Regions from separate parts of the Homo sapiens genome. Here region 2 is linked to region 1. Evidence: chromatin loops called from intact Hi-C (ENCODE). Cell type or tissue: OCI-LY7. All regions are shown on one strand.

Region 1 (5,000 bases):
GTGATCAGCAGCACATATGATCTTTGGTATGCATTCTGACCACTTGAGAATTTACCTCAAGCAAGTAACTCCACATCCAGAGGTTATTAGAGAGCCAAAACCTAGAGGAGACCTCCTGGCTAGCACCATCTTTGCCTGTTAGATTGATGACAGGGGACCCGAAGGTTTTTATCTGTCAGCACATCAGATGCATGCCACCCACTCCCCAGCTCTTGGGAATAATGGATTCAGTTGAAAAAGATCAGAGACATTCAGCCGTTTGTGGGAGAAATATAAAAGGATCCTAAAGCTAGTCCCTGGGATTTGGGAATTGCTGTTGAAGGTAGCAAAGTTGTTTTCCTGTGAGTACACACCGATAAATAGATGCAGTTCTTATCAATTATTAACCAGTCTAACCAGGAATTTTAAGAGCTGGGGAAAATATTAGAAAGCTCCTATTTACAGTTGTGCCAGCTGGATTTGTTTAATGGGTTGTTTGCTTTTTAATTTGTAGCAGTTTTGAGAGAGACCTTTGGGGATTGTGAGTCTTGTGGTTTCGGATACAGAGTTATTTGGGGGGCCAAATCTGCCTGCAGATAATTTGAGGTTCACTTGGCCATTTAGAGACTGCAGAAAGGCAGTAGAGACATTTGGGCCTACCGTCCTCTATTTAATTTTCAAGATTAGAATTAAACGTTAGGCCTTGGTCTACCGAGAGACATTTGCTGGAGTGTGGACTAGTTTCTTTCCAGTATCGTGGTTTACCGTTTCTCTGGTCTCTTCATATAAATGGTCACTGATTCTGAAGTAGGAGAATAGGTACCATTCATTTATTTGTGCAAAAGTTCCCTTGACACAAATGAAAATGGAATTTTCAAATGTAACCCGATTGACTCTTAATTGTTAGCCTGTGTGTGTCTTAGCTTCCTCAGAAGGCTTCTGAATGGCCTGCATCTCTTTCTAAATTTGAGGGGGAGGGGGATTCAATTAATAGCAGGACTTTCTAATTGTGGGATTGGTGTGGCATTGACAAAAATTTGTATAAATAGGGTACATTTTTTCCACTTAAGAGGGCTGTGCTGAAACATTTTTAATTGGATTTTCATGGTGATTGACAGCATTTGATTATGACAGTAACTTTATTTGGCTGGACTGCTTTAGCCTCTTGTTCAGATTTTTCCATCAAAGCTCTTTTTTAATCCTCTGAATCCCCAGTGGAGCAGCAGTCATTGTGGAAGAGCCTTTTAGCACCTTTGTTGTAGCCATCCCTGGTGATGATTGGGCCCAGCTGGTAGTAGATAAGAAAATGTTCCTTTCACAAAGAGGCAGTGTCTCCCGCCTCTGCGGTTTCAATAATTTTAAGAGCCCCCAAAACCTGTTGAGGATTAGAAGTAGCTTTAGATGTGAAATGAGTGTTAAGTATTAGTAATCGGGAGATTAGGGCCCCAGGGACAATGAGAGATAAACAACTGCAATTAAGGCAAATCTGCCGATGTAAACAAAATTTAGCAGAAACAGATGCCCTAACCATTTTGGGGGATTGATTTGAGGGCACCGAGGAATCGATTTTTGTCTTGTTTACACTTTCAAACCCCTGTGATATACTGGAAGGCTAAATATTTCATACAGCCTGATTTTAGTTAATTTTTTTTTCAGCGCCTCACAGTAGGCGCCTCTCTTCTCACAGTGACCAGGCCTGAGTTTATTCAGCATTCACAGGGAGCAGCTAATTGTCTATGAAGGGCCCCCGTGTTTAAACGGGCTTGACAGGAATTTAAATTTTGTTTCAATCAACCCCTGTGCTCACAGCCTGCTCCAGTTTCTAATTTTTAAATTAAACATGACTTTTTTTTTAAGCCACAGCTTTGCCTCTGGAATACTCTCGCTCTAACTCTGGGGAAGGCAGATCGGCAACCCTGGAATGCTGGTTTATGCAGGGCCTGTGGCACCAGCTCTGGACTGGAAAGTCCCTTCTCCAAAACAAGCTTTCCTCCCGTCAGGGAGGTCAGCAGAGCTTCGGCTGGGCGCTGTCTCCTTCCTGCCTTCAGAAACGGCCCCCTTTTCAGCTCTCCTGTGCAGGCAGCAGTGCTGCATCATCTGGAAAGTGGGTTAAGCACCGAAGGAAGGTGTAAGGATGGCTTTTAGGGGACTGGCTGAATTATAACCCACTGCACGTCTGGTGCAGATTTGTATTGCAGAAGCCTTTTCTACTGTTGTGAGACATGGAGAGAAGCCGATGTGGGAATCACAGATGTGCATTTCAGTCTGCACTCGCCATTTTTATGTCTTAGCATCTGCTCTGTGCCCAGCATCCTGCCTGACACCGAGGAGGCAGCATGTCAGCCCCAAGTCCTGACCCCCCAGCCAGCTCACAGTCCAGTGAGGAAGGTGAGGGTAGACACAGCCAAGCACAGGATAGAATGTGAGAATTGCCAGAGACCCCCGCTCACCTTCTCCTCCCACCCTCACCTACCCCTTCACCTCAGGCCACTCCTGTGGAGTCCTGTGCTCCAAACTTCTGGCAGTCCCCAGATGCGTGAGGCATCCTCACACAGTCATGTCTTTGCTTGTGCTGTTTTCTCACCGCCAGATGGTGAACTTCTCCACCTCCGAAACCCAACTGGCACAACCTCTGTGAAGCTTTGCTAAGCGTGCTTCAGTTGGGTTGAGGACTTCCTTTTGCCTGTCACCCTTCACCCTGGCTAATACTTCTGTTAGTGCACTCGTCACGCTTTGTGGCAGTAACTTGTGGTAACAGTCAATAAAAGAGACCACAACCCCTCGAGGAAGAGATCATGTCTTATCTTTGTATCCTTAGCATCTAGCCCAGTCTCCAGCCTGAGTAGAATGCTCAAATATATGGTCATTGAATTTAAATGATATGAATTTAACAAGTGAAATGAATTTCTGCTAGGGGTATCTGGGGAGGCTTTGAGAATGGAGTGACAGGTGAGCTGGGACCCACGGACATTTGGGTATTTATGTGAGTATATTACTTTTCTGCACACAGATGTGAAAGGCAGCTTATATCATAAGTAAAAGTACCAGAGCCTCTAATAGCCACACTAGCCAGTATTCATACTACAATTTATTTTCTCTAAACAAACTTGAAGAGATTGAAGTAACAATTGCACCTAACTTGGGGCTGAAGATGAATCCAGAAAGGATCCTGTTTTATAATCTTTAAAAAATTGATTTATTATATAGAGAGAAATGGATCTAAACATAAAACATTTTAAACACTTAAGTTAGAGCATTCTTTCATCTAAGTTATCTCATTTGACCTTCACATGAACACTATAAGGATTATTCTTATTCCCATTTTACTGATGCATAAACTGGGTCTCAGAGAGGTTAATTTCCTTGCCTAGAGTCACACAGCCAGGAAAAACACAGGACTGTCCTACTGCACAACATCAAAGCTACACCCGTTGTTGCATAGTAGGCAGAGGATTGTTATTGTGGTTTAGAGAATTTCCGCTAAGTCAAACTATTTCTTGCAGTTAGAAAAATAAAGCTAAATACAAATACAGGACCACACAAACAAACTTGTAGGATTTCAGCAGAGTGTGCTTGTGAAGCCAATGCCCCTGTAGGATGCTTTGCTCAACTCCCTCCCTATGGTCCCTTCCACCTTGATGCCACAGGCTGCATCTGCAGGGCCGTGGTCGAGGCAGAGAGCAGATGGCTGCACACACTCTCCACCCATCCCCAGGTGGCAGGGTGGCCTGGTTGAAGCCTGAGCCTCAGTAGAGACAAAACACAAAAGAGGAAGTAATTACCAACAGTTTGCACCTGGTCTGTTAGTTGGTTATCTGAGGGGAAGCTGTGAGAATTTATGTAATCATTGTTTCTTTGGTTTTGGCAAAAACTGAGGGCAGAGTGTGTCCTGACAGCTGTCTGGTCACAAACCTTTCTGCCTTTCCACTTCTGCCATCATGGGTATAGAAATGGGCAACTTCCAAGAGATGATGTTCCTCAAGTTTGGGAGAAATTACCTTTAACTCAACAAACTTTTTACTGAGCACATTCGTGTTTAGCTGAACTCGGAGTATGGGCTGTGCACCAGTGGTAGTATCTGAACTGTTTGTTGTTTTTTCCCTGAGACAGGGTCTTACTGTGTCACCTAGGCTGGAGTGCAGTGACACGATCTTGGCTCAGTGCAGCCTCAATCTCCCAGGCTCAGGTGATCCTCCTACCTCAGCACCCGCCCTTCCTTGAGTAGCTGAGACTACACATGAACAACACTATGGCTAATTTTTGTATTTTCAGTAGAGACGGGGTTTCCCCATGTTGCCCAGGCTGGTCTCAAACTCCTGACCTCAAGTGATCCGCCTGCCTGGGCCTCTCAGAGTGCTGGGATTACAGGTGTGAGCCACCGTGCCCGGCCCCGAACTGTTTCTTAAACACAGGAAGATAAGGAATTTGTGCCAGGATATAAATCAAGCCTGTCTGAAAGCATTCTGTTTAGTTCAGTTCAGCTTTTTGGAGCAAAACGTTGTGAGCGAAGAAAGCTGTTTGCGGTTCACATTGCAGCATGGCTACTTGTATCATTGCAGGCCAGCAGCAAGCAGTTCACAGGACGACTACTTGAGTGGCACAGCTGTAGGGAATACAGAGGGCTATCAGACACTAATCCAGCAAACACAAATCCATCATACATGCAAACAAAGTAGTCAGGTCACACAAACAGGAAGCCAAACAATCGGGGTCCATCTTGAAGGGAGAGGGGAAACAGCAAGGAGAAGACAACCCACAGATGTCCACACCAACACAGGTGCTGGAGGTGTGGAGGCAGCAGGGGACCTGGCATGGAGCCATGACCTCGCTCATCCTATGACCTTGATGGAAGGAGGGGAAAGGTAGAAGGGTTTGTGATCTGACAACTGGCAGGATGTGTTGTGCGTAAAGCCTGGAGAGGCTAAGGATGGTCTTTCAAAGCTTGCAAATCAGTCTATCGTGTGAATGTGAGCCAAGAAGCAACCTGGGAAACTGGAAAGAGATTGAATTGGATGTCAGAA
Region 2 (5,000 bases), 270 kb after region 1:
AAAGCCCAAATACAGTTGATCTTTGCACAACCAGGGGATTAGGGGAGCTGACCCTTCACACAATAGAAAATTTACGCATAACTTTCACTCCCCAAAAACTTAATTATTAATAGCTTACTGTTGACAAGAAGCCTTACCAATAACATAAACAATTAGTACATACATTGTATATTATATGTGTTATGTATTGCATTCTTAGAGTAAGCTAGAGAAAAGAAAATGTGATTACAAAAGTCATACGGAAGATTGTTCATTAAGCAGATGTGGATCATTATAAAGATCTTCATCCTTGTCTTCACATTGAGTAGGCTGAGATGGAGGAGAAAGACCAGGGGTTGGTCTTGCTGTTTCAGAGGTGTCACAGGCAGGGAAAAAAGCCACCTACGAGTGGATCTGCGCAGTTCAAACTCGTGTTGTTCAAGCGTCAACTGTATATACATTTACTGTAGCATAGAAACCAAGAAAGCAAAAGTGCCTAGGGCCATGGAAGTCATAACGTGGCCCTTTGAGTTAGGCAGTTTTACCAGCAGTTTTGAGACTATGGCAGCTTGGAATGGGTCCAAAAATAAGCATCAGTGGATGATGGTAGTGGAGATGCAGTGAAATGAACTGGCTTGGGCTTTGATTTAGAGTCAGTTGGACCGGCTGATGGATTCATTTGAGAGGTGAATGAAAGAGAAATCAGGATGTCTTTACAGCTTTTAAAATTTGAGGCCAGTTATGGTGGCTTACACTTGTAATCCCTGCACTTTGGGAGGCCAAGGTGGGTGGATCGCTTGAGCTCAGGAGTTCAAGACCAGCCTGGGCAAAATGATGAAACCCTGTCTCTACAAAATATACAAAAATTAGCTGGGCATGGTGGTGGACACCTGTAATCCCAGCTACTTAGGAGGCTGAGGCAAGAGAATCACTTGAACCCTGGAGGTGGAGGTTGCAGTGAGCCAAGATTGTGCCACTGCACTCCAGCCTGGGTAAAAGAACAAGACTGTGTCTCAAAAAAAAAAAAAGAAAGAAAAAGAAAAAAGAAAAATAAATAAAATTCGAAACCTTGCTGGCTCTCTTTTAATAGGTTTTCTTTTTCAATATTTAAGGAATTTTTTTTTTCTTTTAAGCTGCTGATAACTTACAGCAATTTGGTAAGGCATACTTTTGCAACCAAAAATTCAAAGATTTGCTTTTCCTTCCTACCTAATTCCTCCAAAATCTGGAAACTATTCATGAAGATTCTTATTTTTATGACAATATGGTTATTTGCATAAGTTCAATAAGAAGCTCTTCTCTTCAACAAAATACAACTGGAAATATTGGTTATATTACCAAAGCTTTGACTGCAATGTCATATTGTATTAATCTGTTCTCACCCTGCTATGAAGACATACCTGAGACTGGGTAATTTATAAAGAAAAGAGGTTTAATTGACTCACAGTTCCACATGACTGGGAATGCCTCAGGAAACTTACAATCATGGTGGAAGGTACCTCTTCACGGGGTGGCAGGAGAGAGAATGGTTGCCGAGCAAAGGGGGAAGCCCCTTATAAAACCATCAGATCTCGTGAGAACTCACTATTACAAGCACAGCATGGCGGAATTCCCTCCCACCCCACTGCCAGTGCTGTTCCTTCATTCATTCATTATCAATTGAATTGATGCCGATTCAATTATATCCACCTAGTCCTGCCCTTGACACTTGGGGATTATTACAATTCAAGGTGACATTTGGTTGGGGACACAGACCCAAACCATATCATATATATATATACGTATATATATATATTCATATATATATACATATATATTCATATATATACATATATATGAATATATATATTCATATATATATTCATATATATGAATATATATATGAATATATATATATATAGCAATGTCATATTTTAAAATGTGCATGGAATCATAGAATGCCAATTTTCAAGTGTTCTCAGCTTTATAGTGAATAAAAGTAGTCACTTCCAGGCAGGCCCAGAAGCCTCAAGATATTAGATATTGCAGGCAAAGTCTGATGTCTGCCTTGGTTTGACTTCCTAACATCAAGAGGTTTTTAAAAGTCCAGATTTGTTGTCACAATTTCCAGCAAAATAAATTTAAAAGAAGCCTATGTGGTTATTCTTGCCGCACTTATGTAAATAATCAGGTCAAGTTTGAAACTAAATTAATTTTAAAAATAAATTGGTCTTACCATGATTATCTTTGGTAGAAATGGGAATGACTGTAGAGAGAAAAATTATGTTTCTGAAGAAAACCATAGTACACCTGTTACTAGATTGCAGCTTTGTTCATTGTTTTTGAGTTTTTATCATCTATCTATAGACTAGCCTGGATCCTGAGTTCTTGTTGCCTTCAATATCTGACTGCAATTCTCCAACCATGAACAAAAACTGCTAAGCTGAACAACTCGATATAAATTTCAAGGGACAAGTCCCATGCTTGATGAGGGAGCCACATAGAGAGTTTAGCAGAACACCTGATGCCACAGCCAGAGACATTTAAACTGCAAACCAGGATGAGAAATTGCTGACATCATGTTGTGGACAGCGTTTTCCAAGACTGTCAGAATAAGACTCGCTACCATGATAAGACTCCTTCCCTTCTTAATTTTTTCTTGCTTATGCCCACCTCTTCCACTTGGCAGGATAATGCTGTAGTTAAAATTTCACAATTAGTAGTTTTTGTGGGTAAGTTGATAAAGGGTCAAACCCAAACATTTACAGGACCCAAGAGAGCTTTTATTCCACCTAGTGGGTAACTTTAGCAACATCCCTAATGCAACTGTTTGTTCAAATTTTACTAGTGGCCTCTTTTGTAGAGTTAGCACTCTTTGCTTTAATTTAACCCATTTCTGAGATGCTAGATGATAGAATTGCTGCGTACTAACCAAACGGGGAAATCTGTGCTGTTGCTGTCACTTCTTGTTGTACATAAATAATCTGGTATTGTAGAGACTCAGTTTCAAAAAGTTAGCAGGCTACTTGGTGAAAACAGGTAGATTTCTCATCTGGCTCATTCTTTGATCTATTTGATTTTAGTTGGTTTGGTTTATGGCAACCCTAGCTAAGAAGCATACTCCGAACTCTTGGCATTGTCCTCCTGATAGTCACAATTCTCAATTATGTTCTCTCAAAAAGTTTTACATATTTGCATACAGCCAATTGTTGAATGTCATATGGTCTCTCTTCAGCTGCAATGACAGAAATACAAAATCATGAGGACACTGTAATCTATAAATGATGTGTTGAGACTGGAAACACAGAATGATGTTAAATGAGGGTAGTGCTAATGCCCTCAGTCTTAGTCACAATTTCACCTAGGTTGTTAAATAAAAATCATGGGATGCCATTGTTTTCAACCAAATTCCTGCATCAGGCCTCCAGATCAGACTAAAAATCAAAATGGTGTCACCCATGTTCACCAAAACAAAACTGAGTTATCTGGTTTTCCAAAAAATGGTAAGAGAGATAGCCAATTTTCCAAACAGAAGTTTCAATCTTTAACAGGCATGATAATGAAATTTCCTGTTTTAATCCTTAAAATAGAATACCTGAAGTAACCCAATGTTAACCAATCAGTTTTCTTTCTACTGTTCTGTCTCCACGTCTCCACCTTAAAGAAAAGTGACTTTGATATAACCAATCTGCTTTTTGTTGTTTCTGCCTTCTTCAGTCTATTTTCTGTCTCTAAAGTTAACATCCTCTGCTTGATTCATTGCAACATTTATTCTATTTTGTGGAATGAAGTTTTGTCCAATTCTAGGAGTGCAATAATGCCAATGAGATCTTGAATCTCAATTTGTTTTACTTTTGTTTCTTGACAATGGAGAGGTTTAGGCTAGAGAGCATTTTCAAAGTCATGAGCATATAGACTTCAAGTCAACCAGTTAGATGAGATCACCTGGTGATAAAATAGAGAAGAATGCAAGGACCGAGCCCTGGAGCAGTCCAACATTTAAAGATTGAGCCAAAGAGGAGAAACCAGCATATCAAAAAGGAGGCCCAGTGAGGGAACAGGACTATCTGTGACGTGTAGGTAAGTTCAGGGGGAAAAGTGTTTCAAATCAAAGGAACCATGTCAATTATTCGCGATTCTACAGAGAGGTCAATTGAGATATGGATAGAGAATTGGCAATTGCCTTTGGAAACAAGATCATTAGTAATCTTGATAAGTGATACAGATGATGGAAGCCAAAGCTCGATCAGGGTAGACTGAGAAGTGAATGTGAAGTGAGAGGTAGGAACAAGCACTATTGGAGAGATCTTGAAAAACCTTTCTAAGAATTTATGAAGATAGCAGAAAAATAGGGCAGTTCCTAGAGGCGATTTTGGAGTCAAAGGAAGTTTATTTTAGATGGGAGAAATTTCAATATATTTATATGCTGATAGGAGCAATTCAATTGAGAGGGAAAAAACTAACGATGCTGGAGGGTAGGTAATTGTAAGAGTAAAATCCTTAGGAATGTGCGTGAAAAAAATCCGGTCACTGGTAAAGGGACTGGCCTTCCTAGGCGCAGGGACACTTCATTCATAGCAACCCAAATGTTACTATGCAGATAAGGGTGGTTTTGATGGTGAGAAGATAAGGGAGTTTATTTCTGATATCTTTCATTTTTTCCATGAGTTATGAGGCAAAGTTGATTAGTAAAAGTGGGGGTTGGGGAGGAGGTATATAGAAGGCTTTCAGTAGAGACGAAAAGGAATGAAATAATCCTTCCATCAAGTCTACTTAAATGTCAATTTAGTGGATAAAACCCTCCCAGAATTAAGTACATCTCCCAAACCCTTTCTCTCTCTCAATGACCTTTTGCTCCTTTCTGGTACTCACTAACATTTGCAATTGTATCTTTGTTCGTTCACTTCTCTGATTCCCCATTAGAGAACTACAGAAGGGCACGGACTTTGATTTCAAAATGTATATTTAGCCGTTAGCACAAGGCAAGCAGATGGTCACTAAATAAATACTTTTTTAAACAAAAATGTTAATGAACACCTTCA

The links. A loop is a pair of places that touch in the nucleus more often than their neighbours do. Peaks named below come from ENCODE experiments on the same cell type or tissue, not always from the same donor. Only the 100,000 strongest peaks of a DNase experiment are listed, where the experiment ranks them.
Region 2: a loop joins it to region 1, with 3 times the contacts of the local background. A loop is called at or near these places in 2 of 110 quality-filtered maps.

The regions. Positions count from the first base shown.
Region 1 is chr15:67,780,876-67,785,875 of GRCh38, forward strand. All of the region lies in intron 21 of MAP2K5 (mitogen-activated protein kinase kinase 5), which reads left to right. Among named protein-coding and RNA genes, the nearest start is that of SKOR1, 42 kb to the right of the region's middle. RefSeq lists an enhancer at 1,042-1,877. In OCI-LY7, CTCF peaks have their summits at 2,562 and 3,642; DNase peaks (open chromatin) are centred at 2,046, 2,636, 3,696, 4,756 and 2 weaker places; H3K4me3 peaks cover 4,427 bases; H3K27ac peaks cover 4,433 bases.
Region 2 is chr15:68,048,687-68,053,686 of GRCh38, forward strand. No RefSeq gene overlaps it. Among named protein-coding and RNA genes, the nearest start is that of PIAS1, 3.1 kb to the right of the region's middle. In OCI-LY7, a CTCF peak has its summit at 2,746 (motif pointing left); no DNase peak of the experiment used is centred here; H3K4me3 peaks cover 238 bases; H3K27ac peaks cover 379 bases.